Linked DNA regions of Homo sapiens: region 1 is linked to region 2. The links are chromatin loops, found by intact Hi-C in ENCODE. Cell type or tissue: breast epithelium. All regions are shown on one strand. Each heading gives the region's core, and the rest is flanking DNA. Links, peaks and the distances in the headings are about the cores only. Region 1 overlaps FMNL3 (formin like 3). Region 2 holds the start of FAM186B (family with sequence similarity 186 member B).

Region 1 (15,368 bases), core at 4,780-12,779, 66 kb before region 2:
CCATTCTCCTGCCTCAGCCTCCCAAGTAGCTGGGACTACAGGCGCCCGCCACCACGCCTAATTTTTTTGTATTTTTAGTAGAGACAGGGTTTCACTGTGTTAGCTAGGATGGTATTGGTCTCCTAACCTCGTGATCCGCCTGCGTCGGCCTCCCAAAGTGCTGGGATTACAGGTGTGAGCCACCACGTCCAGCCAGGATGCTCAGTACATTTTAAGTAGAAGGCTGGACACAGTGGCTCATGCCTGTAATCCCAGCACTTTGGGAGGCTGAGGCAGAAGGATTGCTTGGGCCTGGGAGATTGAGGCTGCAGTACGCTATGATCATGCCACTGCACTCCAGCCTGGGTGACAAAGTGAGACCCTGTCTCAAACCCTCCCCTTCCAAAAACCAAAACATTTTAAATAGAATTTTTATTTATTTATTTTTGAGACCGAGTCTCGCTCTGTCGCCCAGGGTGGAGTACAGTGGCACAATCTCAGCTCACTGCAACCTCTGCCTCCCAGGTTCAAGTGATTCTCGTGCCTCAGCCTCCCGAGTAGCTGGGATTACAGGCGCCCGCCACCAAGCCTGGCTAATTTTTGTATTTTTAGTAGAGACGGGGTTTCACCGTGTTGGCCACGCTGGTCTTAAATTCCTGACCTCAAGTGATCCCCCTGCCTTGGCCTCCCAAAGTGCTGGGATTACAGTTGTGAGCCACCGCACCCAGCCTTAAATAGAAATATTATTTGAAGGCCATTAACTTCTTGAATCAGAGATCTGGTATTGAGGAGCCTAACAAAAATATTTAAGAAATAAGAATTATTGTTGAAGGGTAGAGACTGTTTTTCTGTACCTTGAAGTTGTAAAGTCACTGAACAGCACGTACTAGTCACCTTTCTTTTATACTCAATAATGTTGGCCTAGTCATGACCTTTCCACAGGCTTTAGGGACCTCCAGGTACTGGGGTAATTCTTGGCTTTTGTTGGCCTGCCCTTTAGCACATTTTGTCTCTTGTGTAGCCATGGAGGGACATTATTATTATTATTATTTTGAGACAGAGTCTCTCTCTGTCTCCCAGGCTGGAGTCCGGTGGCACCATCTTGGCTCACTGCAACCTCCACCTCCTGGGTTCAGGTGATTCTCCTGCCTCAGCCTCCTGAGTAGCTGGGACTACAGGCGCGTGCCACCATGCCCAGCTAGGGATATCGCCATGCAGCTTAGGCTGGTCTCGAACTCCTGGGCTCAAGTGATCTGCCTGCCTCAGCCTCCCAAAGTGTTGGGATTACAGGCGTGAGCCACTGCTTCCGGCCTGGACCTTATTTTAAAACTGGGGGCGTTTACCAAGGGTAAAACCATCATACACCAGCTGAGGTTGAGACCTGTGCTCCTGGGATTTTATTGAACTCTGGGGTGGTAGAGTTGCTGTTATATGGGCTCATTTCGTAGACTTGAGATCACATACTCCTCTCATTTCAATGCCAGCCCTGAAGTGAGGCCCAGACAATGTTCTAGAATGGATGGGCCAGAGATATCTGACCAGGAAAGAGCATCTTTGTTTGGACCCCTTCTGTGTCCAGAGTATGCTTGGGCCCCTTACTTTGGACAGACTTCTCGTTTGTGGTTGTGGTTATTTTGTTTTTACTTGCCACTCAGCAGAATCAACCTCATATAAGCACTCATTATCCTCAGGCCCTTGGCAGGCAGGACACTTGGTGAATCTGCTCCCTCATGAAGTGCTCACGTCTGCAGATTATTTTCTGATGGCATCTGTCATGAGTTCCAGATTGATGGTCCAATAGCAGCTATGAATTGCTCCCTTTGGGCTTGTTTAATTATTGCTGGCATGGTGGCTGACTAAAGAATTAAGAATCTCTTGTGCATTTATGGGGCAACAGGTCGCGGTGGCGTCCCAAAGCATTTATCTGTCATTTCTCTAGAATGTCCTTGTTAAAAGTTTTGAGCATCATCTCAGAAGCTAGAGGATAACCAGCTAGACAATGTCCAGTAGAATTTGGCTTCTCAGTTGATTCTTTCCAAGAATTGTAAAGAAAGCATCTAGTACTTGTTGCCCACAGATCCAGGGAAATGTCAAGTTGGTGTCATAACAGTACAAAAGCACTACCAGCTGCTTCTGATTGTCTTGGAGGCAAGAGGGCAGAGAGAGCCTTATTTTGTGGCAGGGCGGCTAAAGAATCACATCAGCACTCAGGAGGGCCTCTGAGGTGGTGAACTGAGAATGGTTAAGGTGTCATTTTCCCTGCCTAGAAACAGAGAGGGGGCAAGATAGCAGCCCTCAAAGACTCAGCAAGTGTAGCCTAGTACTCATGCACTCAGCAAGTGCTTAGAATTGTGTTAAGAGCTGGAGAAAGGTGACTAAGACAGTCATCCTGCCCCCAGGAGTTCAGTCTAGAGGGGGAGACAAACACATTAAACATGTAATTATAACATAAAGCTGTCTAAGTGCAGTTCTGTAGAGATGCAGGAAGCATCGGGAGAGCACAGTAGAGAGGTGGGGCTTGGGGAATATTGCCCAGAGAAGGAAATCTCTGCTGGCTAAAAGGGTATTTAGGAATAGGACAGAAGTTTGGAAAAGAAAGCATTCCAGGTAGAGAGGACAGCATGAGCAGAGGCATTAAATTGAGACAGCATGATGTGTTCAGAGAACCCTCTCAGAGCTGCTCAGTGCCGTTGAAGTGTAAAGTGTAAGGCAGAGACTCGTGGGAGGCAGGGCTCAAGTGGTAAGGAGGGCTTTGAATGCCATGTGGAAGAGACTGTGCTTTATGTGTTTCATAGTCAGATTGTGAGTTGTGGGTAGGTCAGTCTGGCAACCATGGGAAGGAACCAGAATTGGAGGTAGGCAGCTGAGTGGAAGGCCTTGGCTCTGTGGTGGTGATGATGGGAGCCTAAACTGGGACCAGTTTGCACAATGGAGATGATGGGACAGTCAAATAAATGTTAACTATTAATAAATAGTTAAATTTTCATGACTGATTAGATTTTATTTCAATTTTTGATGGCTGATTAGATTTTACATTGTGAGGATAGAGGTGAGGGAGAAGGGAGGCATTGAGGATGGCACCCAGATTTCTAGCTTGCTAGATTAGAGTTAACTACTCTAACAAGGGAACACAGTAGAAGAAATACCTTAGAAGGAAAAGTGATGAGGCCACTTTGAGACACATGAGGTTGCAAAGCCTGTGGAAGTCTGGGTGGAATGTCTAATGGGGGTTGAGTATTTAAAGCTGAATCTCAAAGGAGAAGTCTGGGATAGAAATACATATTTGAGAGTCATCTATGCCTACTGTCAATAAAAATGTGAGCTTTTCTCCAGTCTCACAGCACAGCCCTTCAGTGATGGGGAGGGACAACTCCTAGGACTTATGTAAGGTCACAAGGAGAGAAGCACAGTTGTTGAGAAGAGTAGTTAGTTGAGGGGGCCAAAAACAGATTTGTGGCAGAAGTGGACCCGAGGAAGTTAGGAGACAGTAGGGGAAGTGAGGAATCTGAGATGAGGCGGGAACACTAGAGATAACCTGGCAAAATCTCTCCCATATCTCTCCACAGATAACAAAACCCTGGCCCCAAAAGGTTAGAATTGTCCCAGATCACTCAGCTGCTCAAATAGCAGAGCAGCTTAGTGAGTCGACTTCATTTCACTAAGTTCTGGTCTCAGTTTTCCTGTGAATCCCCTGGGTGGCTGTTGGTTTCTTGATTTTATCTTTTGAAGGGGCAAGGGTACAACTGCTCTAACCTACAGAATTATTAGATCACATGAGATGAGGGAATCATACTTTACGTATGTTTAACCTATACTATTCAACTATACATTTATACTCTTTTATATATTTTAAAGTACTATGAAATTAGGCTGGGCAGAGTGGCTCATACCTGTGATTTCAATGTTTTGGGAGGCCAAGGCGGGAGGATCAATTGGGACCAGGAGTTCAAGACTAGCCTGGGCAACATAGCAAGACCTTGTCTCAACCAAAATAAAAAATTAAAATAGGCAGCCATGATGGCACACACCTGTAGTCTCAGCTACTTGGGAAGCTGATGTGGGAGGATTGTAACAGTCCAGGAGTTCAAGGTTACAGTGAGTTGTGGTTATGCTGCTGTACTCTGTCTCAAAAAAAATAGTATGAGGGCCAGGCACGGTGGCTCACGCCTGTAATCCCAGCACTTTGGGAGGCCGAGGCAGGTGGATCACGAGGTCAGGAGATCAAGACCATTCTGGCTAACACAGTGAAACCCCGTCTCTACTAAAAATACAAAAACTTAGCTGGGTGTGGTGGTGGCCGCCTGTAGTTCCAGCTACTTGGGAGGCTGAGGCAGGAGAATGGCGTGAACCTGGAAGGCAGAGCTTGCAGTGAGCCAAGATCTAGCCACTGCACTCCAGCCTGGGCGACAGAGTGAGACTCTGTCTCAAAAAAAAAAAAAAAAGGTTGAAATTGTATTTGTATTTTGCGTATGTACTTAGAAGCTAACTTGAGTCAAATGTGACTCCTGGAGTAGGTCATTCCAGTTACCACTTACAGGGTCTTTCTCCTGCGCCAGGCACTGTGCAAAATCCCTTTTATTCATTTTTAAGAGGCAGATATTATCCATATTTTGTAAATGAAGACACTGAAGTTCAAAGAAGTTTCATAACTTTCCCTGGTTGGGCACGGTGGGTCACACTTGTAATTCTAGCACTTTGGGAGGCCAAGGTGGGAAGATTGCTTGAGGTCAGGAGTTCAAGTTCAGCCTGGGCAACATAGCGAGGCCCTGTCTCTACAAAAAAAAAAAAAAATTAGCCAAGCGTGGTGGCACATGCCTGTAGTCCTAGCTACTTGGAGGCTAAGGTGGGAGGATCACTTGAGCCCATGAGTTTGGGGCTGCAGGGAGCTATGATCGCACCGCTGCACTCCAGCCTGGGCAGCAGAGTGAGAACTTTCTGACTGTCTCGTGAAAAGTAACAGGATTCAAATCCAGTCATCCCTGATTCCAAAGCCTGTGCTGTACTGGAAAGTTTAAAATGCTACTCAGGCAGGGCGCAGTGGCTCACGCTTGTAATCCCAGCACTTTGGGAGGCCAAGGCGGGTGGATCATGAGGACAGGAGATCAAGACCACCGTGAAACCTTGTCTCTACTAAAAATACAAAAACTTAGCTGGGAGTGGTGGCAGGCATCTGTAGTCCCAGCTACTCAGAGAGGCTGAGGCAGGAGAATGGCGTGAACCCGGGAGGCGGAGCTTGCAGTGAGCTGAAATCGCGCCACTGCGCTCCAGCCTGGGCGACAGAGCGAGACTCCGTCTCAAAAAATAAAATAAAATGCTACTCAGATGTAAGAATTTGTCACTAGGTTGTGTCCAAGAGGACAAGTTTCCTTGCATCTGTACTGTGCACAGTCTCTCTCTTACTCTGTGAAGCCTTGAACTTCAGATGTTCAGCACACATACTCATACTTGGTTCAGCTGGTTTCACTCAGTTGTGCAGAATAGGGAAGCATTGTGTAATGATCAACCAAAGCCAGTCAGATAAATCAAGTTGGACCTTCTCAAGTTAGAAAAAGAGATTTGTTTTCTTTGTAAGGAGATGGGCGAACATGGTAGAAAACCTTGTATGTTGGAGGCCACACGTCTGGGTTTGAATTTGGGTCCTGCTACTTTCTGTGTAACCTTGAGCCAGTTGGTCTCAGATTCTTAATTCCCTCAGTGGTTATTGAGAATAGTAAGTGAGAGAATGTGAGAAAAGTGCCTGGCATATAAAAGATGAGTAGTAATGTTTTTCATCCGTGTTCTTGAGTGAATATAACACTTAGGACATCAGACATTTCAAGAAGCAGAGAAGATTTGGGTCGTGGGGAGGGAACTCTCAAAAGGTTAAGTCTAAAGAGGTGTTTTTTCCTAGCTGTACAATCAAACGAGATGTAAAAAAGCTGGAACAACTCAAAAATAGCATTGGGCTGTGGGTAGCCTAGACCTCTATGTCAAGTTCTAGCCTTCAAAGCGTGAGAGGGGACAACATTGGGAGGACAGCTCATGGATCTAGAGCAGACTGAGGTTATTATGATTCCTCCCAAAAGAGGATAGAAGCACTGAGGCGCTGAGGATGTACCTCCATTTGAAAGCAAGGAAAGGCAGGACTTGTAGAGCCTCTCCCTAGCTGATACAACTTGTGACAGATGTGTGCCTGTGCCAGACCTCAGTTTATCTTTCTATAAAGCAGGGGTCATGCCCTCCCACATGTGTCTGGAAGTAGGAAGGGATTCATTAAGTTTTATGGCTTTATAATAAGCTCTTAGATGTGTCATGAGACTCCTGGAAAGCCAGAGCTGGGCCCTAGGCCAGTGTACTGGGTGCTGCCCCCCAAAATGGCCTCTGCTGTCTCTTTGGGCAGCCCAGAGTATCTATCTATTAAGCTTTTTCTGTGTGCCAGGCATACTTGCTAGGAACAAGTGTATTCAAGGCAAAGTCCTCAAGGAGCTTATATTCTAGTTCAGGAAATAATATAAAATGTGAAAAATGAATAACAATATGAGAGAGAAGTGACTTTTCCATGAAATCTTGCAATTGAAGGGTCTAGCATCATCCTGGCCCAGAGTAGATGTTTATAAGCTTCAGGTTCCCCCTTGTTTGTAAATACAAGAGTTATCGCAAGGCAAAACAGGTCCCCCAGTTGGCGCAGTGCATGGTACATAGAAGACATGAATGTCACTGGGTGTGGTGGCTTACGCCTGTAATCCCAACACTTTGGGAAGTCAAAGTGGGTGGATTGCGTGAGCCTGGGAGCTCGAGACCAGCCTGGACAACGTGGTGAAACCTGTCTCTACCAAAAAAATTTACCCAGGCATGATGGTGTGTGCCTGCAGTCCTAGCTACTGGGGAAGCTGAGGTGGGAAGATCACCTGAGCCCAAGAGGTCGAGGCTGCAGTGAGCCGAGATCTTGCCACTGCACTCCAGCCTGTGTGATGGAGTGAGACCCTGTCTCAAAAAAAAAAAAAAAAAAAAAAAAAGACACAAATGCTGTTCCAAGAATGATTGAATATGAGTGCTAATGGGAGGTTAGGGCAGAAAACCCACAGAAATTCAGAGGAAGGAATGCACAGAGATCTGGGTTGTTTGGGAGAGGTTCCATGAGGAAGGTTGAGATGGTACTGATTGGTCCTGAAGGATGCATACAATTTGGAAAGGTGCAAAGAAGGGCTAATACGATTCATTGTCTCAGAGGAGACATTGTGAGGAGTTAAAAGCTTAGACTTTGGGGTCAGACTTGGGTTCAAATCCCAGATCCACCGTATGCTTGCTTTGTGATGCGGGGCAAGTTCCATGGCCTTTCCAAGCCTTCGTTTCCTTGCTTGTAAAATAGGGATAATGATAGTCCCTACTTCATAGGACTTTATATCATTGTTTTGAGAATTAGATGAGATAATTCATATAGAGTGCTTATCGCAGTTCTGTCAATAAATGTTAGCTTTTTTCATTATTACTGTTTTCATTTTAGTAGTGTTATTATTGTTATTATCCTACTTATGCCACCTACTTACTTAGCTCATCATATCCTTTATCACCCGACTTTTCTGCCTGCTGTAATTTCCTTATACATACTTTCATGCCTTTGTAGTAAATCACTTACAGACTCCTGGATTTGTAATGGTGTTTTGTGTTGCCAGTATTTGCAAATACTGTCTCCTTGCCTAGAATATCACCATCTTCCCTTCTGCTCTTGCCTTTGCCTGATTCCTTCCCGCTTGATGTTTAAGACTAATTCAAGGTGGGGCACTGTGGCTCATGCCTGTAGTCTTAAAATTTTGGGAGGCCAAGGTGGGTGGATCGCTTGAGTCCAGGAGTTCGAGACCAGCCTAGCCAACGTGGCAAAACCCTGTCTCTACTAAAAATACAAAAATTAACCAGGTGTGGTGATGAGTACCTGTAGTCCTAGCTACTTGAGGGGCTGAGGCAGGAGGATCACTTGAACCTGGGAGGTCGAGGCTGCAGTGAGCCAAGATTGTGCCACTGCACTTCAGCCTGGATGACAAAGTGAGACCCTGTCTCAAAATAAAAATAATAATAAAAATAATGCCGAGTGTGGTGGCTCATGCCTGTAATCCCAGCACTTTGGGAGGCTGAGGTAGGTGGATCACGAGGTCAGGAGTTTGAGACCAGCCTGGCCAACATAGTGAAACCCTGTCTCTACTAAAAATACAAAAATTAGCTGGGCATGGTGGTGCGCGCCTGTAGTCCCAGCTCCCTGGGAGGCTGAGGCAGGAGAATCACTTGAACCCGGGAGGCAGAGGTTGTGGTGAGCCGAGATCACACCACTGCACTCCAGCCTGGGCAAAGAGTGAGACTCCGTCTCAAAAAAAATAAAATAGGCCGGGCACGGTGGCTCACGCCTGTAATCCCAGCACTTTGGGAGGCCGAGTCAGGCAGATCATGAAGTCAGGAGATCGAGACCATCCTGGCTAACACAGTGAAACCCCTTCTCTACTAAAAATACAAAAAATTAGCCGGGTATGGTGGCGGATGTGTGTAGTCCCAGCTACTTGGGAGGCTGAGGCAGGAGAATGGTGTGAACCTGGGACGCAGAGCTTGCGGAGAGCCAAGATCGTGCCACTGCACTCCAGCCTAGGCAACAGAGCGAGACTCCATCTCAAAAATAATAATAATAAAATAAATCCTGTGACATTTCTTTCAGGAAGTCTTACACCTTACTTGACTCCACAGTCTAATTAGATGTTACCTCCTTGGGATCCCACAGTAGTGTATGTGCCTCTTTCACAGCAATGCTGTCTATACTGACCCCTGATTTGCATGTATACCTTTCCTCAGGATATGAACTTTCTGAATGTAGTGACCATACCCTATTTATTTTGATATCGCCAAATTCTAGCTTGTGCTTGACATAGAGTTGTTTCCCAGCTAAATGTTGAATAAAAAACCAAACTGAAAAAACATAGGTAGCATTATGTGTAATATTTACTATATAGGTTCTGATTTAAATGCTTTACATATATTAACTTATTTAATCATCATAGCAACACTATGGGGTAAGTACTATTATTCCTGCCTCCATTTTACAGGTGAGGAAACTGAGGCTTGCAGAGATTAAATAACTCTCCCAAAGCCACACAGCTAGTAAGTGGTGGAGCTAGGATTCAAACCCAGGTAGTGTGGCTTCACAGTTAGTGCTTTAACCACTACATTGTATGTGTGCCTCTAGGAGGGTCACTGAGATTTATGATAAACATATATATTGATTGTCCAAGAAAAGGTGAAGAAACATTAACCATAAGTCACAATTCCATGAACACATTTAAAAGTAATTAGTAAATGTGCAGAGACACTGTTAGGGGAGTGGATGTTACTACTGTCATTTATGAAGGATTTGCTAGAGATGGTAGATTTCACCTGTTGTGAATTGGAGGAGGAGCATGGCTGGCAATTCGAAAGGAGGTAATCTCTCTGGGGTACAATGGAGTAGAAAACTTAGGGACAGAAGGAATATACGAATGGAGAAATTCGATTTGCCCAATCTTTATTGCTCACCTATTAAAGTGCTAAACAAGCTGATGGTGATTCCTGTTCTCAGAAGCCTGTGTTCTAGCAGGTTATAAGAAGATGAGTCTGGTTAAAGAGAAGAGCAGGGAAGTGGCTTAGATTATGGCATAAACTGAAGTTGAAACTCAGAATGAAAAGTAGGAGTTTGCTGAGGGGAAAGCAATATATAAAGTGATTTGTGCTATAGGACATAAGACAGATTATAGATAAGAGAACTCAGAAATAGTAAGGACAGTGGTAAAAAGTTAAAGGATCCTCCCTTTCCCCAGTTAACCAGGAGACCAAATAAGGGACTTGGTGGTAGGAGTGGTAGGAGCAGGATCAATCACTTATTTATTAAGCACCTGCACATGATTCAAAGAAGGATAAGACGGCCCCTACCCTTAAGGAGTTTATGTTCTTTCTAGTTGTGAATAGAGAAAGCATATGCAAAAAAAAAAAAAAAAAAAAAAAACCCACTATGAAACATTCAATTTGTGCTAAAGGTCCATGGTATCAGTGTCCTGGTATTTTCTCTCTTGTTATTTCATCCATGTGGATTTCATTTCCAAGGTCACTTCATGGTCTAAAATAGTTGTTGAAGGTTCGTCCACTGTCTATATTCCAACTAGCTAGAAGCAGAAAGGAGAAAAGAAGGTTATATTCCCTCCCTTTAATGACATTTCTCAGAAGTTGTGCACACGACTTCTGTTTACATCCCACATGATCACATAGCCATACCTAAATGCAAGGGAAGCTGACAAACATATTAATTCTAGGCTGTCAAGTGTCCAACTCAGCGTTGGAGGTTCACTACTAAGGAGGAGGAGGAGAAGAGGTTGGGGGATAACAGGCAGGTCTCTGCCATTTTATTCTTTAAATGTGATTATGCTTGGAGCTCAAGAGAGGGGCTGATTATTTTAGGTTGGGTAGTCATAGAGCTACTGGATTTTAAGTCAGGTAGTAGGTAGTAGGTAGGGAGTCAGCAGATTGGGGAAACATCAATCACAAGCAAATCCTAGGGTTAAGGAATGGGAAGAGTGGCTGTCCCAGGAGAGAGAGATTCCATAGAGTGGGAGAGGATGAGGCTGGTCAGAGAAGCTGGGGCCAGCCTGGAGAGAATCTTACCTCAGAAGCTCTTACTGTAAGATGCTAAGAACAATAGGCCAAGGAGCTCAGGTTTTCTCATATAAATGATAAGGAGTCAAAAAAGATTTCTGAACCAAGGAGAAACATGATTTATCTTATGTGCTTGGAAGTTTGAAAGTTTCATTCATGTGCAGGATGGCAGGGAGGAAAGTATTGGAAGTAGGGATGCCAGCTAGAAGCTTATCCCAGAGGGCGGCAAGTGAACAGTAACGGCCCACCCAGGTGATGACAGTGGGAATGGAAGGGCAAATATAGATGAGAGACCTTGGGAGGGAGACTCACTGGGCCTGTTGGTATGAGGAGAAAGGGAGTTGTGACCCCAGAAATATTGTGTCCTCTGAGAGGTAGCACTGCCCATTGGGCTCCCCAGGTGGGAGGACAGAACCTCATGAAGAGAGGGAGGTCGTTGGTTGGCTGCAGGGAGAATGCGAGGCTCTGCCCCAAGACTCCTTGGCTTTGGAAAATAAGCTGCCCCCAGCAGAATACTTTCCATTCTGCGTAACTGGGGAGTGTGTGGGTCTGGCTAACCACGAGGAGGGGCCGAGGAGCCAATAGACAGATCAAGTTGCTGTGGCAGTAGCTTTTTACTAGGGCCTGGGTGCTCAGTTGGGAAGCGCTGACAGAAGCTCCTATCGGAGATTGTATATTTTTTGACTGGGCAGGCCAGAAAGGGTGGCCTTAATCAGGGTTTGGGGACCTCAGGGTTACCTGCAGAGGTTATCTCATGTCAGGTATGAGGCCAACAGTGTGGCAGAGGAAAGAGTTTGAGGCTTTACCAACTTTGGGGACATGGCCAATATCCTTTGCCTTCTCAGGATCCGGTGGAGGAATTCTCTAGGATGAAGAAGAGGCCCCGGGGGTATAATTGTATTTAGAAAAAGCCATCTCTTTGTTTGAATGATGCTGGCCTTTTAGGACCTCTCCTTCATCTGACTTCCCTGGTGTGAACTGCAGAGCTCAACCAGAGACATCTGGTGAATCCATTTCTTTTTCTTCCAGGCTGCTCAGGGACTTGGCCCGTAACTGCTCAGCAAGTCATTTCTGGTTACAGAGTCCTCAGTGACCACAAAAGCACGTTCTCCAGACATGGTTCCGAGCCTGTGAGAGCTGGCTTTTCCCTGGCAGCTCATCACCAGAGTGGTAGCTTCAATTGAACAAAACCTGCAAGGCAGATCTAAGATACTACAGACACTTAAGGAGCACCCATTTTTCTTATGCCTTTTGTCATGTGGTACCTAAGCAATTTGTTCAGATGTCTAAGAGGGCAGCTGGGGCCTAGAGAAAGCTGTGTAGCTAGACTTGTACTCACATGCTTCTGTGTGTGGGGTCACATAAGGAAGGAGATGAGTAGTAATGGGGAGCTGCCCTGGGGAGGCTGTAGAGTTTGGCAGGACCAGGGCTGGAGGCCTAGAGTCCAGGGAGGTAACTGCTGCCTTTCATCCTTTATATTCTTGAGTGCTTTGGTGTGGTGGTGGGGTGGTACAGCTGAAGTGTTTGCCCCTACTCTATCGAGGCAGGGCAGGGGGTTGCCTGTCCTTCTGGCCAAGTGTTATTGACTGTTCTGTGATTTCCTTTCTGCCACAGGATATAGATCTTTGCCCAGAACCTTTCATAGTTGACTCAGCCCATTTCAGGCTGTCTGTTTCAAGTTATCTTCTCCAAACCCGAGCTCTGGAGAGGAGGATGGGAGGGAGTCAAAGCAAGGAGAGCAGTCTTGAGCTTTGTCTCCCCAGGTTGGCAGCGAAGCCAGGCTTGGCCTTGGTCTGTGAGAGCTGCAGTGAGATCTGACCATCCATCTGTTCCATTTCCTCCCCTGTGCTACCCCAGCCAGTCACAAGGCTGGGGAAAAGTGTGGGTGTTTGGAGGGGCTGCCGTACTTCCCATGTCTGGACCTTTTAAAATTTTAGCTCTTGGACCTTTGATCAAACTCTCTGATTTTTTTTGATTCCCTTTTACAAAGGATTGCAGTTTTGAGGGGAGTTAGAAGGAGCTGTGCTGGAACAATGAGATAAACAAACAGTGACGTGGAGGCGGCGGCAGCAGCAGTGTAGGCAATGGGCTGGGCCGGCTGGCCTGCCGTCTGGGCGGGCTGGGTGGAGGAGGACTCCCGCCCTGCTCACTGGCCAGCTGGCTTGTGTTAAAGTGCTGGCTGAAAATAACTCTCATTGTCTAGGAGCTGCTACTGCGGCAGGACTGGCTGTGGCCGCCAAGGGGCCAAGGCAGCAGGAGCTGGTACCTCCCACCTCCTTGGGCTCTTGCCCTTTGGGAGCAGGGCCCAACTGGCCACAGCTGTGCCTACTGCCCACCAGTAGAGACATGTGGAGGCCGTTCCTTACACTCTGTCCTTTTGGCAGCTAGTAATGGGCCTTTGTGCCTTGTGTTGCCTGCTTTGCCACTGGCTTGGGGCAGATCTGTTGGTTTGTGAGGGGAATCCTAGTGGGAACATGGGAACATGGGGTGGGAACACTGTGTTACAGCTCCTCCTTCAGCAGTCTTCTGGACTCCCAAATTTTGTGTCCACTTGCCACTTTCCATCTTTGCTCATCTGCTCAATGAGCTGATCTGTGGATGCCACGGAGGACTTGGACCTGCGGTCAGGGGCTCAGCAGCACGTTGAGAAGTGTGTGGTGCCCAGGACAGCACTCATTTAATCTGTGGGGCAGTTCTAGATTCAGTTTCTCAGGACTCCCTGTCCCCATGGGCTGAGTGTGGGGGCTGAGGCTACCACACTTGGGAGAAGACAGCCATAGGAAACCTGGTGGGAGGTGGTTCAAGAGGGAAAACATTAATAAAACTACCTCTCACTTTCTGTATTTGCTCAAAACAAACAGCCCCTGCTGGAGCTTCCCTAAAGCCTCCAGTTTCTTTCCCAGGAACATTACAAACGTCTCTCTCCCTGTCTCTCGAAGCTATGCCATTTTGGTCTCTGTTCCTAAGATTTATCATGATAGGGACCAACAAAAACAGTTGGGAATTTTTGGTGGTTCCTATTTCTGTTTTTTGGGTTTTCCCCAGGCCTGGCTCAAGAAGACTGTCAGAGTAGGGGCAAGTCCCAGAGCAGAGCTCACAGCTTTGAAGGAAACTCCAAACCCTACCGGCATTTCCCTTCCCCTGCAGTGGGAAGGAAATGAGGAGGGGCTCACTGGGCTGGGGGTGCAGAGTGGGAAAGGGAAGGGAACCTCTGCCACCAGAGCTGCCTCCCTCCTTGGCTTGACTGGGGCTGTCAGGGGTCAGGTGGAGAGTTAGGAAACCTTGCTGGAGGGACCAGGCCTTGCTCACATGCACCCCATTGTGCAGGGAGATTTGCCTGGCCTCAAACTGGCAAACAGAGCAGCCTTGCTGGAGAAGCACCAGCTCCATGCCTTTCGGCTTCTTCCCATTATAGATTTTTATTATTAGATGTTTTGCTGGTTCCCTGTGATTTAGGAATCGGTCCCAGAGTTGCTTTCAGTTTGAGTTCATCTTCCCCTTTTCCTCACATCTCCTATTGTGACTGTTTTGGCTGTGACTTACCTCCCTTACTTCTTCCTTGGAGTCTCCTGCCATGTCCCCCACCCCTCAAGATAATGATACCAAAATTGGCGCCTAGTCTTAGAGGAAGCCAGAGCAGGATCAGTGAAGGGATAATGGATTGCTCTGTAGTCAGAGTGTTGCGAAGCAATTGCTGAAGGTGGGATGGAGGCAGAGAGAGAGAGACAGCCTAGAAGCAAGAGGGCAGGTCCCTCGGACATCAGAACATGACACAAGATTTTCGGGAGGAAGCAGGCGGTGAGGGGGACTGTGTTGAACACCCACAGTGTTCCAGACACATACAGACATAAAATATTTATCTTTTAATCCTCAGCTAAAACCCTGTGAAGTAGTGAGATTATCTCGTTTATGGATGCGTTCACCAAGGCTCCATAACTCTGAAGAGCCCAAAGTTGATCTTGGGCCCTCTGACTTCACCCACATTTAGTGCCCTCTCCTTTCCAAGACAGCCACTGCCTCCTTTCTGCTCAGCAAGGGTCTCAATGAGGAGTTAGCAAGAACTTAGCTCAGCTTCTGCCTTCTGGGAGCCTACAGTGTCTGTGGAACCACTGAAGAAAAAATGTCAAGGAAACAAACTTTTGACTGAGACCGGAACTGTGTCAAATTTGCTACTTTGCTGTCCCCGGAACTCAGGAAGTTGTCATTCCTAAGGGCAGAGAGGCTTCCTTAGGACATTGGAGCCCTGCCAGACTCACACACATTATCAGGTAGAGGCAAAAGCCCTGATGCCCTTGTCTAGCAGGAAGAGAACTGTCCAGGCCAGGCTCTGGTTTATGCCCCCTTGGCAGGTGGCTCCCACTGGCAGCCAGTGACCCGTTTCTTCTGAGAATGCTGGAGCTTGGGGGAATTCCCCTTACCCACCTCCTTCCCTATCACACTTCAGCCCAGAAGAAGCAGAGAAGTCTGAGACCACTGTCAAGAAAGTGCCACCCAAAGCTCAAGACAGGAGGATATGGCTATGGTCAGACCTACTTCATGCCTCTACCACCCGTTTCCATACTTTGGGATCATTCCTTCCTGGGGATCTAGAGTTTGACCAGGTCCCTGCTGTGCCTCTTCCATGCTCTTAGGCCAGGACTCCCCAAGGGGGTGACTTTGCCCAGTTTTTCAAACCGAGGGGACCAAGTGTTTCCTCATCAGTTCACCTGGTGGAGAAGTATGAGCCACAGCTGCTGACAGTGGGTGGCTGA
Region 2 (15,368 bases), core at 2,554-10,553:
AGATTTCCTCAACTTTATCTTCCCATTCTTCTGAGTTTTTCCATCTTTTAAAGGTTTTAATCACTTTCACTTTATTTTTATTCTCCGAATTGTCCTTTTTATAGCATATTTTGTTTCAGGGTTATCTTATCTCAGAAGCTGTTACTGATAGTTCTGTCATTTTTTTTTCTCTACATAATCTCTGCTCCAAATTTCTTTTTCTTTTGTTTTGGTCTCTGTCTTCTATATTAGATTCTTTTCTTGGAGGTCTTAGACTCCTTGGTTGTCTGCTCACACTTAAGGATGGGTCACCTAAAAGCTGACTGGAAGCATTTGTTCTCTGTTCAGGTGGTACATGGATGGGCTTGTCAGTCATGAGCTTCTTTTTTTTTTTTTCAGACGGAGTCTCACTCTGTCGCCAGGCTGGAGTGCAGTGGCGTGATCTCAGCTCACTGCAACCTCCAACTCCCTGGTTCAAGTGATTCTCCTGCCTTAGCCTCCTGCGTAGCTGCGATTACAGGCACGTGCCAACACGCCCGGCTAATTTTTGTATTTTTAGTAGAGACAGGGTTTCACCGTGTTGGTCAGGATGGTCTCAATCTCCTGACCTTGTGATCCACCCACCTCAGCCTCCCAAAGTGCTGGGATTACAGGTGTGAGCCACCACACCCGGCCAGTCATGAGCTTCTTTGCACAGTGATCTGGCTGGGAACTTCTGATGTCAGCATTCCTAGGTTTTCCTTCTCAGTGTGGTCAGACAGAGGAGATTGCCCATCTCTGGTCTGGCACAACCAATTCCATTTGCCATAGAGTTCTGCCGCTGCCTTAGGATCTGTCCTTCTCTAGTGTAAGTGAGTAATCTCTCATCCATCTGGCTTCCACTTCTGAAAATATTTTGCTCGTCTCTTCTCCTGTTTCCCTGTCCTTATGGATTTATGCCTTTAAAAATCCCTTGGCTACATGGGTTTTCAGTGGACAAATTTGGATGCTCATGTTCAATCTACCATTTTTTACCCAGAAACTTTAAGTATATTTTAACTGGTTTTAAAATAGTAGTTTAAAAATATACATATGAATATCAAATTTCTGGGTTCATGAAAACAGGCTTGTTGACATTAAATGACTTTATAATAGAAAGCTATCATGAAATTAAACTTATAATGTAAATGTGTACTAATAAAATATTGCTTTTTTTTGAGACAGGGTCTCATTCTGACACCCAGGCTAGAGTGCAGTGGTGTGGTCTCGGCTCACTGTAGCCTCTGCCTCCCAGGCTCAGGTGACCCTCCCACCTCAGCCTCCTGAGTAGCTGGGTCTACAGGCATGTATTACCACACTGGCTAATTTTTGTATTTGTTGTAGAGATGGGGTTTCACCATTTTGCCCAGGCTGGTCTCAAACTTCTGGGCTCGAGCCGTCTGCCTGCCCTGGCCTCCGAAAGTGCTGGGATTACAGGCGTGAGCCACCATGTCCAGCCAAAATATTGCTTTTGTTTTGGTTAGTGAGGGTCTGCATACAGCTTTGCTTGAGAAGGGGTTGGGTGATTTTTTGTTTGTTTGTTTTAAAGTTTGTAAACATCTCTCCCGGGCTAGCGATCACCAAACTATGGCCTTTGAACTGTGGTGAAGGTGTTGTAGCCGGCCACCAAGCTGCTCGTGTGAGAGGGGCTAAGAAGGACTAATGTCTACAAGAGGGAGCATCCCAGTCCCAGGGGAAAAGGGTATGCAAATAAAGGAGACTCACCATTGACAAAGGAAGAAGAGTTATTTCCTAACACCCTCCAGTACCTTCCTAATTGCTAGCCCTTTGCCCTGGTTGCCCACAATCCCTCCACAGTCTCGAGCATTACAAAACATTGCATTTTAAAAAATCAACTTTATTGAGGTGTAATTTACATATAATGGCAATTTTAAGTGTACAATACAATGAATTTTCACAGATGTATCCAGTCATGTGACCATCACCATCATCATTTCCTTTACTCAAAAACCTTTGTGCCCTTTTGCAGTCAGTCTCCTCCCTGCTGACCTGGCTTCTGGCATCTACTGATCTGGTTTCTATCACTATTGTTTTGCCTTCCTAGAATTTCATATAAGTGGAATTATATAGTTTGTAGGAGTTTGTATCTGGCTTGTTTCATTAGTATAATGCTTTTGAAATTTTCCATGTCATTGCATGTGTCAGTAGTTCATTCCTTTGTCATGTGAAGTGGTATATTTCATCACACGGACATACTACAATTTGTTTATCCATTCACCAGTTGATGGACTGTTGTGTTTGGGTTTTTTTCAGGTTTATCAATACTTCTGTATAGATTTATGTGTGGACATATGTTTTATAATAAATATTTAAATACTTAGGAGTGGGATTGCTGGGCTATATGCTAATGCATATTTTTTAAAAACCTGCTGGCTGGGTGCGGTGGCTCACGCCTGTAATCCCAGCACTTTGGGAGGTCGAGGCAGGTGAATGACCTGAGGTCAGGAGTTCGAGACCAGCCTAGCCATCATGGTGAAACCCCATCTCTTCTAAAAATACAAAAATTAGCCGAGCATGGTGGCGGGCACCTGTAATCCCAGCTACTTGGGAGGCTGAGGCAGGAGAATCGCTTGAACCCGGGAGGCGGAGGTTGCAGTGAGCCGAGATTGCACCACTGCACTCCAGGTTGGGCGACAGAGCAAGACTCCATCTCAAAAAAAAAAAAAACTGCCAAACTCTTTTCCAAAGTGGCTGTACATTCCCACCGGCAATATACCATATAAGAGTTTCACTTTCCCAAAATCTTCCTCAACACTTGGTATTGTCACACTTTTTATCATCTGACTCATTCTTATCAGAGTTGGGATCTCATGGTTTTAACTTGTATTTCCCTAATGCAATGACTAATAAGTTGAGAATCTTTTTATGTGCTTATTTGCCATTTGTATATTTTCTTTTTTTTTTTTCTTTTTGAGACACAATCTTGCTCTGTTGCCCGGGCTGGAGTGCAGTGGCACGATCACAGCTCACTGCAGCCTTGACTTCCCTGGACTCAGTGAGCCTCCCGCCTCAGCCTCCCAAGTAGCTGGAACTACAGGCAGGTGCCACCACACCCGGCTAATTTTTGTATTTTTAGTAGAGACGGAGTTTCACCATATTGGTCAGGCTGGTCTCAAACTCCTGACCTCATGATCCACCCACCTCAGCCTCCCAAAGTACTGGGATTACAGGCGTAAGCCATTGCACCTGGCCCATTTGTATAACTTCTTTCGTGATGTGTGTATTTGAATCTTGGGTTGTTTGTCTTCTTGTTGAGTTGTAGTAGCTCTTTATCTATTCTGGATACAACTCCTTTATCAAATACATGTTTGCAAATACTTTTTAGTCTAGTCAGTAGCTTTCAATTCATTTTCTTTTGTTGTTGTTTTTAAATAAATTCAGCTTTTACTTTTTTCCATTTGTAATTGTGATCATAATTTTTTTTAATTTTTAAAAATTTCAATAGGTTTTTGGGAAACAGATGGTGTTTGGTTACATAAATAAGTTATTTAGTGGTGATTTCTGAGATTTAAGTGTACCCATCACCTGAGCAGTGTACACTGTACCCAATGTGTAGTCTTGTTTTTTTTTTTGAGACGGAGTCTCGCTCTGTCACCCAGGCTGGAGTGTGGTGGCACGAACTTGGCTCACTGCAAGCTCTGCCTCCCTGGGTTCACGCCATTCTCCTGTCTCAGCCTCCTGAGTAGCTGGGACTACAGGTACCCGCCCCCACGCCTGGCTAATTTTTCATATTTTTAGTAGAGACGGGGTTTCACTGTTAGCTGGGATGGTCTCGATCTCCAGACCTCGTGATCCGCCCACCTCAGCCTCCCAAAGGGCTGGAATTACAGGCGTGAACCACTGCGCCCGGCCCCAGTGTGTAGTCCTTTATCACTCACCCCGCTTCCCACTTTTTCCTCTGAGTCCCCAAAGTCCATTGCATCATTCTTATGCCTTTGTGTCCTCATAGCTTAGCTCCCACAACTTTTACTTTAGACTCAGGGGGTACATGTGCAGGTTTGTTACATGGGTATATTGCGTGAATGTTGTGGTTGGGGGTATGATTGATCCCATCACCCAGATATTGAGCACAGTGCCCAATAGTCAGTTTTTCAGCCCTTTCCTCCTTTTCTCCCTCCTGCTTCCCGTACTCCCCAGTGTCTTTTGTTGCCATCTTTCTGGCCATAAGTACCCAATGTTTAGCTCCCACTTACAAGTGAGAACACGTGGTATTTGGTTTTCTATTCTTGCATTAATTTGCTTAGGATAATAGCCTCCAGCTGCATCCGTGTTGTTGCAAAGGACATTATTTCATTATTTTTTATGGCTGTCTAGTATTCCATGGTGTGTATGGACCACATTTTCTTTATCCAAAACACTGTTGGTGGTCATGTCATGGAATCAAGTTGATTCCATGTTTTTGCTATTGTGAATGGCACTGTGATGGATATGAGTGCATGTATCTTTTTGGTAGAACAATTTATTTTCTTTTGGGTGTATACCGAGTAATGGGATTGCTGGGTTGAATGGTAGTTCTGTTTTGTTTTGTTTTTTAATTTTTTTTTTTTTTTGAGACAGAGTTTCACTCTTGTTGCCCAGGCTGGAGTGCAATGGCACAATCTCAGCTCACTGCAACCTCCACCTCCCAGGTTCAAGCGATTCTCCTGCCTCAGCCTCCCAAGTAGCTGGGATTACAGCCACCCGCTGCCATGCCTGGCTAATGTTTTGTATTTTTAGTAGAGACGGGGTTTCACCATGTTGGCCAGGCTGGTCTTGAACTCCTGACCTCAGGTGATCCACCCACCAAGGCCTCCCAAAGTGCTAGGGTTACGGGTGTGAGCCACCGCGCCCGGCCAGTTCTTATTTTGTTCGTTTTTGTTTTTTTGAGACAAGGTCTCACTGTCACCCAGGCTGGAGTGCAGTGGTGTGATCACAGCTCACTGCAGCCTTGACCTCCCTGGACTCAGTGATCCTCCCGCCTCAGCCTCCCAAGTAGCTGGAACTACAGGTACATGCCACCATGCCTGGTTAAGTTTTGTATTTTTTGTAGAGATGGGGTTTTCCCATGTTGCCCAGGCTGGTCTGAACTCTTGAGCTCAAGTGATCTGCCCACCTCAGCCTCCCAAAGTTCTGGGATTACAGGCATGAGTCACTGCGCCCGGCCAATTTGAGATCTAACTTTTTTTTTTTTTTTTGAGATGGAGTCTTGCTCTGTCGCCCAGGCTGGAGTGCAGTGGCATGATCTGGGCCCACTGCAAGCTCTGCCTCCCAGGTTCATGCCATTCTCCTGCCTCAGCCTCCTGAGTAGCTGGGACTACAGGCGCCCACCACCACACCCGGCTAATTTTTTGTATTTTTAGTAGAGATGGGGTTTCACCATGTTAGCCAAGATGGTCTCGATCTCCTGACCTCGTGATCTGCCCACCTCGGCCTCCCAAAGTGCTGGGATTACAGGCGTGAACCACTGCACCAGGCCGAGATCTAACTTTTTGAGGTAGGCATTTAGTGCTGTAAACATTCCTCTTGGAATGTTTTCATTTATTTCAAAGAATATTTTGATTTCTGCCTTAATTTTATTGCTTACCCAAAAGTCATTCAGGAGTAAGTTGTTTAATTTCTATGTAATTGTGTGGTTTTGAAGATCTTCTTGTTTTGATTTCTATTTTTATGCCACTGAGGTGTGAGAATATGGTTGGCATGATTTCGATTTTTTTGAATTTATAGAGACTTGCTTTATGGCCAAGCATGTGGTTGATCTTGGAGTGTGTACTGTGTTCAGATGAGAAGAATGTATATTCTGAGGTTGGTGGTTGGAGTATTCTGTAAATGTCTATTAGGTCCAATTGGTCAGGTGTCGAATTTAAGTCCTGAATTTCTTTGTTAGTATTTTGCCTTGTTGATCTGTCTAATGCTGTCATTGGGGTGTTAAAGTCTCCCAATATTATTATGTGGTTGTCTATGTCTTTTTGTAGGTCTAGAAGTACTTGTTTTATGAATCTAAGTGCTCCAATGTTGTGTGCATATATATATTTAGAATAGTTAAGTCTTCTTGTTGAATTGAATCCTTTATCTGAGAGGGATATCCAATCTTTTGGCTTCCCTGGGCCACACTGGAAGAAGAATTGTCTTGGCTCAAACATAAAATACACTAACACTAACAATAGCTAATGAACTAAAAAAAAAAAACACACATAAAAAAACCTCATAATGTTTTAAGGCAGTTTATGAATTTGTGTTGGGCTGCATTCAAAGCTGTCCTGGGCCACATGCAGCCCATGGGTCACAGGTTGGACAAGCTTCCTTTATCATTATGTAATGCCATTCTTTGTCCCTTTAAAAAAAAAAAAAAAAAAACTTTGTTGGATTAAAGTCTGTTTTATCTAAGAATAGTGACCCTTGCTCTTTTTGAAGAAAGATCCATTTGTGTGATCTTTCTTCAACCCTTTATGTTAAGCCTGTTGGTATCATTATGTGTGAGATGGGCCTCTTGAAGACAGCAGACAGACAGGTCTTGTTTTTTCATCCAACTTGCAGCTCTGTGCCTTTTAAGTGGGCCGTTTAGACTGTTTACATTCAAGGTTAATATTGATATGTGAGATTTTGATCCTATCATGAAGTTACTAGCTGGTTGCTTTGTAGTTTCTATTATGCAGTTGCTTTATAGAATCTGTCAGCTATTCACCTAACTGTATTTTTGTGGTAGCAGGTATTGTTCTTTTATTTCCATGTTTAGAACTCCCTTAAGGATCTCTTGTAAGGCTAGTTTAGTGGTAACAAATTCCCTTAGCACGCTTGTCTGGAAAAGCTTTTATTTCTCCTTCAACTATGAAGTTTATTTATTTTATTTTATTTTATTTTATTTTTCAGATGGAGTTTCGCTCTTTCGTCATGCTGGAGTGCAGTGGCATGATCTCAGCTCACTGCCACCTCCGCCTCCCAGGTTCAAGCGATTCTCCTGCCTCAGCCTCCCAAGTAGCTGGGACTACAGGTGCATGCCACTGTGCTCAGCTAATTCTTGTATTTTTAGTAGAGACGGGGTTTCACTGTGTTAGCCAGGATGGTCTCGATCCCCTGACCTCGTGATCCACCCGCCTCGGCCTCCCAAAGTGCTGGGATTACAGGTGTGAGCCACTGCGCCCGGCCTACATTTTTATTTATTTATTTTTTTGAGACACAGTCTTGCTCTGTTGCCCAGGCTGAAGTGCAGCAGTGCAGTCTCAATTCACTGCAATCTCAGCCTCCTGGGTTCAAGCAATTCTAATGCCCCAGTCTCCTGAATAGCTGGGACTACAGGTGCATGCCACCACGCCTGGCTAATTTTTGTATTTGTATTTGTATTTTTTTATTTTGAAATGAAGTCTTGCTCAGTCGTCCAGGCTGGAGTGCAGTGGTGGGATCACAGCTCACTGCAACCTCTGCCTCCCAGGTTCAAGCAATTCTCCTGCCTCAGCCTCCTGAGTAGCTGGGATTACAGGCACCCACCACCATGCCTGTCTAATTTTTGTATTTTTAGTAGAGATGGGGTTTCACCATGTTGGCCAGGCTGGTCTTGAACTCCTGACTTCAGATGATCCACCTGCCTCAGCCTCCCAAAGTGCTAGGATTACAGGCATAAACCACTGTGCCTGGCCTAATTTTTTTTTTAGTAGAGACAACGTTTCACCATGTTGGTCAGGCTGGTCTCGAACTCCTGGCCTCAAGTGATTCGCCCGCCTTGGCCTCTCAAGTGCTGGGATTACAGGCATGAACCACTGTGCCTGGCCTTGTTCATTTTTAAAAATTACCTTTTTTATATATTTGTCTGACTAGGTTAGTTCAAAAGACCAAACTTCAAGCTCCAAAATTCTTTCTTCTCATGGTCCAGTCATTGATAAAGCTTTCAATTGTATTTTGAAATTCTTTAAGTGAGTTTTTCTTTTTTTTTTTTTTTTTGAGATGGAGTCTTGCTCTGTCGCCCAGGCTGGAGTGCAGTGGCGCAATCTTGGCTCACTGCAAGCTCTGCCTCCCGCGTTCACGCCACTCTCCTGCCTCAGCCTCCTGAGTAGCTGGGACTACAGGCGCCCACGACCGTGTCCGGCTAGTTTTTTGTATTTTTAGTAGAGACGGGGTTTCACCATGTTAGCCAGGATGGTCTCAGTCTCCTGACCTCATGATCCGCCCGCCTCGGCCTCCCAAAGTGCTGGGATTACAGGCGTGAGCCACCACGCCCAGCCTGTTTTTCAATTCCAGAAGCTCTGACTGATTTATTTTCAAGATGTTTATCTATTCCTTCATTTTGTGGATTGCTTTAGAAGTTTCTTTAGGTTGATGTTCAACCTTGTCTTGGATCTTGTTGAGTTTCCTAGCAATCCATGCTTTGAATTCTTTATCTGTCATTTCTGAGTTTCAATTTTGGTTAAGGACTAGACATCTAGTGCGATCCTTTGGTGGTGTCACTACATTCAGATTTTTCATGGTGCCAGAATTCTTGCTTTGGTTCTTTCTCATCTGGAGATGCTGGCAATTCTAATTTGTGTGTGGGGGGACAGAATTTTTTTCTTTTTATTTCTTTCCCTATAATATCGGTTTTTTTTTTTTTTCCACCTTCCCTTTCCCTCTCCCCTGCCTAGGGGGTAATGACTGTAGAGAATATTAGATTGGGTCTTTTGGCTTTGCTTCTATAGCCTTGTATACTATCAGCAGATTTTATATTGGGTTGTGTGGTTTGATGTACAGGCCAGTAGATGGCACTTATAAGTAAGAGCCAGCTGTGGCCAGCGTGGCTGGGTATATTCTTGATCCTTGTTTACTGGCAGAAGCTCTCTGTTGCCTCAGGCAATGGGCTGATCCATGGAATGCACAGTGGCTTGAGCTCCCTGCTCAGTCCCAGGAGGTAAGATGAGTGGGGCTGGACCAGAGCAGGCCTGTCTACAGGTCCCTCAATGGCAGGCACAGCACCAACACCAAGGGAGAATCCAGTGGGCTGCCACCCAGTGCCCAGAGGTGTTGCTAGTTGTTGAGTTGGGAAACCTCCTTGGCCCCAAGTTCTATGCACAAGGAACCAGGGTGGCCTAAACTCCTAATCCAGGAGAGTGCATGCTCCAGGTGTCTGAGTGTGGAATGCAGAGGGCACTGCTGCACCACAATCTCTACACAGGGAGGGTGGGGTGGCAGGCTGCTAATTCATGTGAACGGATGCTCCGACTGCCTAGAGATCTGTCTGGGCATGGGGTGGATAGGGTGCCTCTTCACCATGGTCTCTATACAGGAAGGGTGTGCCAACTCAGACTGCAAATGCAGGCAAGCAGGTGCTCCAAATTCCTGAAGATCTGCCTGGGTGTGGAGCAGAGTGAGCCCCACTTCACTAGAGTGTCTGCACAGGAAGGATAGGGCAGCTCAGGCTGCTGATCTGGGTGAGTGGGTGCTCCAAATGCCTGGAGATCTCCCTGAGTGTTGAGCTGAGAGGGCCCCACTGCACCATGATCTCAGGAGAACAGTCTAGCATACCAAGCAATAACTCACTCAGACCAGTCCACAGGTCACCAAGCTGACCCTGGTTGCATCTTGTTGCCTAGGAGAAACCACAGCTGTAGCAGTCCCTTTCCCACCCCAGTCCTGTGACAGGGAAGAGCACATTGCCAGCACCTACTGCAAGGTGCTTTCTACAATTCTGGCTGTAGAAACCTCTATGCACCTCGAGAGCAGGCACTCCAATCTCTGGCCCAAGACTAAAATGCCTGTGTGGCCACGCTACTGTGTCGCCAAAGAATGACTAACTTTGTATGCCTGGATTAAAAGTGGCATCCTGGGCCTGGGAAATGCCTACAGCTTTTCCCAGTGTCTTTCCTTCTCAGTGTCTCCAAATATCTTCTCAAGTTACCTCCAGGACTTGGGAGAAACAAAGTGCTCTCCCTTGGCCTCTGTTGCTTGTATCTCCAGTGGAAAGGGCACTTTCCCAAAGTGCCCTTTCCACTGGATGGAAAGAGCCTGTCTGCCTCTCTCATGTACTGGGGCTTCACTCACTTTTATGAGCCAAATGCCATCACGGGGGCTGTTTGCCTTTGTTTTCCTCCCTGAGACCTAGGGTGTTCTTCATGATTCTGTTGGATTCCCATTTTCTTTCTTGAATTAAAGCCCACAGAGTTGATCTTTATGCACTACCTTGCAATTTCCAAGTGACTGAGGCACACTAACAGCCCCAAATCTGCCATCTTGGGGAAAAAAAAGGTTTTTGGTTTTTTTTTTTTTTTTGGAGACGGAGTCTTGCTCTGTCACTCAGGCTGGAGTACAGTGATATGATCTCAGCTCACTGCAACCCAGGACTCCTGGGTTCAAGCAATTCTCCTGCCTCAGCTTCCAGAGTAGCTGGGATTACAGGTGCACACCACCACACCCAGCTAATTTTTATGTTTTTAGTAGAGACAAGGTTTCACCATGTTGGCCAGGCTCATCTTGAACTCCTGACCTCAAGTGATCCACCCGCCTCAGGCTCCCAAAGTGCTGGGATTACAGGCATGAGCCACCGCACCCGGCCAACTTTTTTTTTTTTTTTAAGGTATGAAGTCTTGCTAAGTTGCCCAGGCTGGACTTCAGCTCCTGCAGTCAAGCAATCCTCTTGTTTCAGCCTCCCAATCAATTCATTTTCTTTTATGTCTATATTTGTGAGCAATATTAGTCTGTAGTACTTTTTTTTCTTTTCTTGTCATGTTTTTCTGGTTTTGGTACCAAGATAATGCTAACCTCAGCTGGGTGCGGTGGCTGATGCCTGTAATCCCAGCACTTTGGGAGGCCAAGGTGGGTGGATCACCTGGGGTCAGGAGTTTGAGAGCAGCCTGACCAACATGGTGAAACCCCATCTCTACTAAAAATACAAAAATTAGCTGCGCGTGGTGGCACGCACCTGTAGTCTCAGCTGCTAGGGAGGCTGAGGTGGGAGAATCACTTGAACCCAGGAGGTGGAGGTTGCAGTGAGCCGAGATCACGCCACTGCACTCTGGCCTGGGCAACAGAGTAAGACTCTGTCTCAGAAAAAATTAAAAAATAAAATAAAAATAATGCTAACCTCATAAAATGATTTGAGAAGTGTTCTTTACTATTCAATTTTTTGAAAGAGTTTTTATAGAACCGTATCTTTTTTTTCTTAAATGTTTGGCAGAACTCACCAATTAAACTATCTGGGGCTGGAGTTTTCTTTGAGGGAAAGGTTTTTTATATTATGAATCCAATTTCTTTAGTAGATTTACGGATATTCAAAGCTTTTTTTTTCTTTAGTGAGCATCGATAGGTTACGTATGTTAAAGAATTTGCCCATTTCATCTAATTTACCAACTTTATTGGCATAAAGGTTTTTCATATTGCTCTCTCATATTATTCCCACTGTAGAGTCTGTAGTCTCTTATTCTTCATATTGTTAGCTTGTCTTCTCTCTTTTCTTCCTGGTAAATATGGCTAGAGTTTTATCAATTGCATTAATCTTTTCAAAACATCAGATTTTAGTTGCATTGATTTTCTTCTATTTTTGTTTGTTTTCTATTGGTCTCTATTCTTATTCTTATTATTTCCTTCCTTCTGCTTATTTTGGGTTTTTTTGTTCTTCCTTTTCTAGTTTTTTCCTCTAAGCACTGATTTGGCAGCATCCTCAAAATTGTGATATGTTTCTATTTTTGCTCGGTTCAAAGTATTTCATAACTTTCCCTGTGATTTCTTTTTTGACTCAGGGTTATATGGAAGTATGTTGCTTAATTTGTAAAATATTTGGGAATTTTCCAAAGATCTCTCAATTATTGATTTATAGTTTAATACCATAGTGGTCAGAGAACATATTTTGTATTATTTTAGACTTCTTAGGGTAATTGATACTTGTTTTATGGCCCAAATTATGGTTTATATGATCATTGTTCCATATGCGTAGGGAATAATATGTGTCCTGTTGTTGGGTGAAGTGTTCTATGACTGTCAATGGAGTCAAGTTGGTTGATAGTATTTTTCAAAACCTCTATACTTTTTATTTTTTGCTACTTCTATCAACTCCTGCAAGAGAAGTGCTGGAATCTCCAACTATAATTTTGGATTTACCTATTCCTCCTTTCAGTTCTGGAAGCTTTTTACTTCATGTATTTTGAAGCAATGTTATTAGGTATATACACATTTAGAATTATGTTCTCCTTATTAATTGACATCTTTAGCATTATGGGATGTTCCTCCCTCTGTATGTTTGTGTGTGTGTGTGTGTGTGTGTGTGTGTGTGTGTGTGTGTCAGGGTATCTATCACCTAGGCTGGGGTGTAGTGGCGTGAACATGGCTCACTGCAGCCTTGACCTCCTGGGCTCAAGTGATCCTCCCATCTCAACCTCTCAAGTAGTTGGGATCCCAGGCATGCGCCACCATGCCTGGCTATTTTTTAAATTTTTTTGTAGAGCTAGGCTCTCACCATGTTGCCCAGGCTGGTCTCAAACTCCTGGGCTCAAGTGATCCTCCCACCTCAGCCTCCCAAATTGTTGGGATTACAGGCGTGAGCCACTGAGCCTGGCTTCCATTTGGTTATTGATTGGCTCTAATTTTTACAAATTTAAAATATTTTATTCAGGAAAATAACTTTTGCTAATTGCTTTTTCTTATTTGTAGACATTAATGTTTTGTTTGGGAGCATAACATTTAGTAATTTTTAAAAAGCAACAAGTAGGCCGGGCACGGTGGCTCACACCTGTAATCCCAGCACTTTGGGAGGCTAAGGTGGGTGGATCACGAGGTCAGGAGATCGAGACCATCCTCGCTAACACAGTGAAACCCCGTCTTTACTAAAAATACAAAAAATAAATTAGCCAGGCGTGGTGGCACGCACCTGTAATCCCAGCTACTCAGGAGGCTGAGCCAGGAGAATCACTTGAACCCAGGAAGTGGAGGTTGCAGTGACCGAGATCACACCACTGCACTCCAGCCTGGGCTACAGAGGGAGACTCCGTCTCAAAAAAAAAAAAAAAAAAAGAAAAGGCAACAAGTCAAGTAAATATATGTTAGGTAATGGACAAAAAGCTAGATAGTGGGGAGTCTCATCTCCTAATTCTTCTAATCAAACTGATGATGTCACTGGGGAAAAGAGGATCAGTTGGAACCTGGTGTTTGGCAGTTACCAGAGGAGCTGTGCCTGGGCAGAGGGTACCCAGGAGACACCCTGGTGCCCTTAACCTCCAAAGCAGGCAACATTGTGTGTCCAGGCCTGTGGACCAGAAACACAGGATGTTTTGTGACTGACAGAGTGATCCAAAATGGAGAAGGATGACCCCCCACAGTTGGTGACTCCCACATCAGTGAAAGCCATCATCCTGAGGATTGAGGCTGCCCAGCTAACTCGGGCTCAAGAGGTAGCCCCTGAGATGAAGGAATCACTCTTACATTGGGATCTGATGCGGAGACTGGGGGCTGATCCCAGGTTTGAGTGAGATTCCAGCTCTGGGTCCTCAGAGGCCCTGGGATATTCAGCAACCTGGGTCTGCAGACAGATTAGTATAAATTATCTCTCTCCTAAACTTGGCATATACAGGGTGAGCTGAAAGCAACCACCCGCCTGAGGCAGGGCTGGGGCCCGGGAAGGGGGCAGGAAGCTCGAGGATAGCCCTGAGGCACATCGTGGTGGTGTGGTGGGTTTTAGAGGGCAGGAGAAAGGACCCAGAATCTGTTCTTGGCAACCCTCCAGAATCCCCCAAGCTGAGCCCAGGAAGTTCATAGGGGTTGGGGAAATGTCCAAAGGCTCAAATCACCCTGTACACGAGGCTCTAGTACATTTTTTACTTGAGCCTCTGATCCTAGAGTTTCTTGGGGCCTCACTTTTCCAAGCTTCTGTTGCCTGTGGATCCTTGTGAGGAAAGACATCCAGAAACCCCCAGCAACCTCTGAAATTCTAAAGAAATGTTTGCTGTGGGGTTTTGGTGTTCTATACTTTCTTGACCTTCTTAATAATCACAATGATAATAAAAGCTACCACTTTTGTGTAATGTGCCAGGTACTATTAAAAGCACTTTAAAATATTTAATTCATTTAATCCTTACAGAAACCCTGTGACATAGGTACTATAATGATTCCCACTTTAAATATAAGAAAACTGAGACCCAAAGAGGCTAAGCGACTTGTCCAAGGTCACGCTGCTAGCATGTGGCTTCTGGCTCAAGTCCACAGCCCTAACACTACAATCTGCTGCTTCTCTATAGGATATTTCTACCCAGCTCTCAGACATTTTGGACAATGTCAATTGTGTCATCAACCGCTTCCAGGAAGAATTAGGATATGATTTAAAAGAAAATGCCAAATCTCAGCAGAGAGATCCAAAGGGCAAGAAGAGATTCATCTTGCTGGAAAAAATTGCCTCCTTCTCCAAAGATGCTATGATGAAGGAGAAGCACCTGTATGACATTCTCCGCTGGCTGGGTGACTGGGGTGAGTTTGCAGGCTGGGCACCGTGCCTCCTCTGGGAGGGGAGTGTGGGTGGCGAGCACAGGGACAGCACAGGACACATCCCCTTCTCCAGTGAAGCATTCCACCACTCGTGTCACAGCACATCACCTCCATGCTCCTGAGGGGCAGACACAGAAGTGTCCAAACATCACAGATCATGACATTAGCTGAATATATGATGAAGCCTAAGTCACGGGTCCATTATGACATCTCATTTTTGTGCAGGATAGAAACTAAATTCAAACCCACATTAGCTATTTTATAGAGCACCCCTGGGTGATATTCAAAGCACTGAATGACCTTTACTGCATGGGCCCTGATGCCAGCTGTGAGCAACTGGTGCAGCCATTTGGGTGTGGGCCAGCTGCATTAAACCCTAAAGCTAAGTGCTACCCCCCACTCAGCTCAGAGTCATCCCATCACAGGACCTGTGTGCTGTGTGCTGGATGCTCCAGTGTTGGAAGAAGATGGTATTGGTATGTGCCCTGCCCCCTGCATACTACCCCATGCTTGGAAGCTCTTAGTTCAGTGGTCCCTCAGCTGCCCTCAAGACTGACAGAGCTGTTGATTCTGCTTAATTAATTCAGTTGTCCAGATGTTGGACTAGGCAATCGGCATAGAGCAGTAACAAGTCAGATACCTCCCTGCTGTACAGACAATACTATTTAATGTCCATTGTGAATTTCTACATGGCAGGCCTCATGTTAACTGTTCCACATGTATTATCTCATTTAATCTTCACGCAGTTCTTTTATAGGGAAGGAAACTGAGGCTCAGGGGGATAAGTGACTTGCCCAACATCACATAGCTAGTAAGAGGTAAAATCAATGTGACTTCACAGCTGCTGGAACCCCTGTGCTATAGGGCTGTCTGTGTCCCCCTGGAGGACAGACTGCTCTCAGCCTGCACCTCCCATCCCTTCTCCAGGTGACACTCTGACCTAT

What was found. Peaks named below come from ENCODE experiments on the same cell type or tissue, not always from the same donor. Only the 100,000 strongest peaks of a DNase experiment are listed, where the experiment ranks them.
Region 1: it touches region 2 in a loop (27-fold over the local background); 2 of 110 quality-filtered maps call a loop at or near these places.

Annotation. Positions count from the first base shown.
Region 1 is chr12:49,671,126-49,686,493 of GRCh38, reverse strand. The region is part of intron 1 of FMNL3 (formin like 3); the gene reads left to right. Among named protein-coding and RNA genes, the nearest start is that of FMNL3, 29 kb to the left of the region's middle. RefSeq lists enhancers at 11,835-11,914, 11,965-12,054, 12,278-12,976. In breast epithelium, for the core only: no CTCF peak of the experiment used is centred there; a DNase peak (open chromatin) is centred at 11,723; H3K4me3 peaks cover 519 bases; H3K27ac peaks cover 2,726 bases.
Region 2 is chr12:49,603,351-49,618,718 of GRCh38, reverse strand. FAM186B (family with sequence similarity 186 member B) reads left to right here and starts at 13,080. Exons shown (of 7, transcript NM_032130.3): 1 at 13,080-13,337; 2 at 14,181-14,406; 3 at 15,352-15,368. The coding sequence starts at 13,242. In breast epithelium, for the core only: no CTCF peak of the experiment used is centred there; no DNase peak of the experiment used is centred there.